Regions from separate parts of the Homo sapiens genome. Here region 2 is linked to region 1. Evidence: chromatin loops called from intact Hi-C (ENCODE). Cell type or tissue: K562. All regions are shown on one strand.

Region 1 (2,500 bases):
AAAGGAAACATCTGTCTATGGTTTCCAAAACTTGGACACCCAAATCTTCCCTAGATATAAGGAGAGGAGATAGACAAAAAAATCTGTTCCATGTTATGAGTGGTTAGACACATAAGAAGGCAAATTCCTTTTTCTAATTATGCCATCCTCCTTCCACTAACAGTAAAGCTTTGCTTAGTGGGACTCTTCACTGAAACTGGAATCAATGTCCATATATTTAAGGACTACCTATTTCTGAAGAAAATAATGGTACTATTTTCACAAAATAAGATATATGTAAAAATGCGATATTTTAAAAGATTATCCCCGATAATGAATGTGTTTATTCCTATCTGGTAAAAGAGGACCCTACAGAAACCAGCAGTAAACAAATTAGCTATAATAGATGGTATGGACCCTAAGACAGACTCTTCAAATTAACTGTCAAATTTAATATATAAATGCTCAGTTCTCCTCTACTTACTATATTTTATCTCGTCTTCCTTAAAAAAAAAAAAAAGAATCAAGAGGACTATATTACCTTAAGTGTTCTGCCATCTACTACCACATTGTTGACACACTGTATGGCTCTGAGAGCGTCTTCTGACCGGATATAGGTTACATAAGCACTGGCACTTGGACCCTAAAGTGAAAACATCCCATTCCACTGTTATTAGTTAAAAATTAAACAATACTAAAAAAATTCTACTGCAACCTAGGGAATTCTAAAGACCCTGACTACTACTATTACTAATGACAATAATTAGTAGTAGTAGTGGCAGTTTTGATTAAACACTAAACTAGCTCATTTGAAAGTAATAATACTCAATGAATTTTATCTGATTTTAAGAATACTGTAATATATGTGAATAAAATATTACTTTGGCTTGGGATTTATTTTTTTAGACAGTCATTTGACAGGCTCGTCAAGGTTATAAAAAAATTAAAATTTAGATTAAAAAATAAGACTTAAAGACTATGTCAAATTACATTCTCAAAAATAAATGCAATCTGGAAAACTATTCTATCTGATAACAGCAGCATAACAAAGACACTATTAAGTTTTCAATATCTGAAAATATTACAGATTAGAAATCACTATCGAATCCTCATCTATTTATCACATTGCCTGATAACAGACTCACCTCCCCCTCCCTTTCACTCCATCACTAAATGTTTGTTTTACTATTTCCCTCTTAATTGTTAAGTCCTAGAAGGGTCAAATAAGCAGCAAAAAATCCCCCACCCCACCAACAGAGGTCACTACATTGCTTAAGTCCTTGTCCCTCAAGCTTTCTAATCAGAGAGAGCAAAGTTTCCTTTGGAACAGCCCAGGTCAAGCCCAGACCATAGGGAGGAAAAGCAAAAATCCCTAAAATTAGTTACCTGTGAGCCTGCATATGATGTGCTATTATTGATGACAACTTTATGTATTTTACCAAACTTCCCAAAATATTCTGGTCGTTTTAAAACCTATAAAAGAAGAAGAAATAAGGTATAAACTGTCCCCATTTTAAACAACTTTATCCTTATAATGGAGACATTCATCATCCCTCTTCAGCAAAAGGAAAAAGATAATTTTTAAAGTTTTCTAATAAATGTCACTACCTCCTAATTGCAGTTTGTGTAGCTAACCTATAGGAAATCAAAAGAGTTTAAAAGCTATTTTTTTTCTTGACCCACTGAATAGAAACTGAGACTCACTAAATTTGGTATTATCTACTATGTTCTAATAACTGCTCCAATAGTCTATGGGATCTTACCTGTACAGTATTCTTAAACACAAAACAGATCAAAGATCTTAACTACATTGCCATTAAGAGATGATCCTTACACGAAAGCAATTCTTCAAAAACAATGACCAAAATTATGTATTAAAGGTAAAGACAGAATTGAAAGAACAGACATAAAGACAGTCTTTACTCATAAATCTATTGCATATAACACTGTTTATAAATCACAAATTTCAAGTAACAGAGTGCCCACTCAACCCTCTATGCTTTATGATTTATCATTGTGCATACAGTTTCCTATGTCAATCAGTTTTACCATTTCTCATCTGTCTCATGAGGCTTTTTCCCCTACTTTTCCTGGTACGTAACATTTCGGAAACAAATTTACACGTTTCTTTCTTTATTACCTGGTTACTTCTTGGTGGTACCTACGTACCTCATCTCCTTTACTTTGTGAACACTATATGCATTCTTTCAGCTTCTCTTACAAACTTAACCTTGGCTAATTTGACCGGTATGTAACTTGATAAAAAGACATCTCACATAATTTGCAACTACCTCAAAATTCTGTTTTCCTAGAATGTATCTTTAGACCTACTGTTCCTACAATCTCTCCAAATAGCAAGCTCTCTGCAAATGAAAGCTTTCTGCATGTAACTATTCAAGTGTGTGTAAAGTATTTCTTCCCATTCATATTTGATAATATTCTTACAGACTTATAATTTAGCTATTATGTTCTGCATTTGATAGAATCAAAGCTTCATGAATAAATCTACGGCGGGTGTATC
Region 2 (2,500 bases), 76 kb after region 1:
TTAGTTTATGACAAGTACCTTCAAAGTACTCAATAAAAATATCGTTCATTTTCTTCACAATTTCACATACGATTTCTTCGTTACATATTAGTATCAATTTCCCTTTTGCTATCATGTCCACTATCATTCTGTTGAAACATTATTAACAAACATAAAACCAACTCACACAGAAAGCATAAGAATGGATTTCAGGATTTCTGAAGGGTTTCGAGTAGAAAATACTAATTCAAATAGAGCGAAAAGTCCTAAGAAATATAATATTTCCATCTGGGAGTATGAGAAACAGAAGGGGCAAATGTAGACACAGGACACTAATCTTGGCAGAGGTTGGAGGAAAACAAGGGTGCTGCTAAAGGAGGTAATAATGAAGTAACAACAGACCTCTTCAAAAACGATGATCCAGTATTCCATTCAAAGAAACTTTCAGGAATAGCAACCAACTCAGGCCCTCCCTTTCTAATTTCCTCAGGAACAAATATGTCTTTTCGTGCATATGGTGGAAAAGACAAGTGTTAGTGAGGAGAAAAGAGGGAGGCTATGAACCATCTCTGACCACTCCTTCCCCACCCACACTAACAAGCATACTCAAAGCCTGCCTTAAATGTGCCTTCAAGGCTGACATGATTTAGTAAAATATCATTGGCTAGAACAATCTCTAATCTTATCAACTCATGAAACTTCTTAAATGTAGTACAAAATCTCTTGCCATATGACTTAAATTTTCAAAGGATCTTTTTGACTGCTGTGTTAATAACAGACTACAGAGGGCAAGGGTAGAAGCAGGAAAACCTGTTAAAAGGCTGCTGCCATTACCCAGCAAGAGATGATGGTGGCTGTGGAGACAGTGAAAACTGGTTGAATTCTGGATATGTTTTAAAGTTACAGCCAACAACTTCCTGAAGGAATGAATGTTGGATAAGAAGATAAGACAGCAAGAGTCAAGAATGACTCCAAGGTTTCTGGCCTGAGCAACTGGAAAGCTGCCAAGAACTGAGATGAGGAAGGCTATGTGGACAGAGTAGGTATGAGAGAGCAGGTTTGGGAGGGAAAAGCAAGAATTCCATTTTGGACATGTTGAGTGTGAGATGTTTAAGAGCCATTCAACATAGGCAACTGGATATAAAAATAAGGAGTTACGGAGAGAGATCTGGGCTGAAAAAATTCATTTGAGAGAAAAATATTCAAAGCCACCAAACTAACAGAGATTGCTAAGGGAATGAGCATAGATAGAGAAGATAACCAAGGAGTGAGCCTTGGGATATTCCAATGTTTAGAGGTAGGCAAAAAGGAAAATCTACTAAGGAAGACTAAGGAGGAGCAGCCAATGAATTTTGAGGAAAACCAAGTAAATGTAGTAGCCTAAAAGGCAAGTTAAACAAGTATATCAAAGACAAGGAGAAAATAACTTTGTCAAACGTAGATCATCACCCAAGATAATGACAGAACTGACTACTAGATTTAATAATGTCATTTGTTGGAAGACATTAACAAAAGCAATCTTAGCACAGTGGTAGGGGCAAAGCCTGATTAGAACAGGCTTAAGAGAGAACATGAGAAAGAAATTAGGACAAGTGCATTTAGACAATGCTTTAAGGGGTTCTACAGAAAGAGAGCAAGAAAGAGCAATTGAGGGAAGATATTTTTATGATGAAAAAAGTAACAGTATGCTTGTATATTGATAGGAATTATCCAGAAGAGACAAATTGATGATATACAGAGAGAAGGGAGAATGGCTAGGGCAATGTCCAGAGTAAATCTATAGGAGTTACATACTACACTGTATATAAAGAACCTTGGAGAGTGGTTGGCATAAAAAGAACTTCACAGTTCATTAATGCATTAATCAGAGGACCTGGGACTATATAGAAACATAGAGAGTAAATCTATAGTAACACAAAGACAGCAGCAAGGTCTATTGAGTACAGATGTAGTCAATACATACATGTGGTGGCAGGAGTCTGTAAGTGTTCTTCTGACTGCTTGCATCTCACAATGAAGTAGAAATCAGGTCCATCAACTGAGAGTGAGTATGAGGAAGAGTGTTGGAAGTTTGAAGAGAAAAGCAAGGGTACAAACTAAGTCATCTATGAGAGGGGAGACTGAATGGACTAAGAAAATAGAGTACAATTGCCAGACAATATTCAGGGCAAGAAACCTGAGGTTTCTTACCATGAATTTAAAGTGAGGGCAGTTATCATATTTGTATTTTTCTTCAGTCACTTTCAGCCGCACAGATGTAGATATGAAGTACTCAAAGAGTTGATTTACCTAAGATTGAGGTTTTTGCCAACTAATTATGAAAAGGGCAGAAAGGAGCAAGTGAGTTGAAGGCATATGCAATATGACTGGCGATTGAATTATACAAGGTAAGGAAGGAAGAAAGGAAATCAACGGGGCAAGGTACAGTGAAAAGGCAATAGAATCAGTGGACTGACAGTTTTAATGACGGTGAGGAACTGTTGAGTTGAGGTACCAGGTAGAATGGGCTGAAAAGACAGCA

The links. Hi-C counts contacts between places; a loop is a spot of excess contacts. Peaks named below come from ENCODE experiments on the same cell type or tissue, not always from the same donor. Only the 100,000 strongest peaks of a DNase experiment are listed, where the experiment ranks them.
Region 2: it touches region 1 in a loop (2.1-fold over the local background); 14 of 110 quality-filtered maps call a loop at or near these places.

What each region holds. Positions count from the first base shown.
Region 1 is chr7:135,413,811-135,416,310 of GRCh38, forward strand. It overlaps CNOT4 (CCR4-NOT transcription complex subunit 4), which reads right to left. Exons shown (of 12, transcript NM_001190850.2): 4 at 1,366-1,452; 5 at 521-622. Among named protein-coding and RNA genes, the nearest start is that of CNOT4, 95 kb to the right of the region's middle. In K562, a CTCF peak has its summit at 1,228 (motif pointing right); a DNase peak (open chromatin) is centred at 1,231.
Region 2 is chr7:135,490,077-135,492,576 of GRCh38, forward strand. The region is part of intron 1 of CNOT4 (CCR4-NOT transcription complex subunit 4); the gene reads right to left. Among named protein-coding and RNA genes, the nearest start is that of CNOT4, 19 kb to the right of the region's middle. In K562, no CTCF peak of the experiment used is centred here; DNase peaks (open chromatin) are centred at 575 and 985.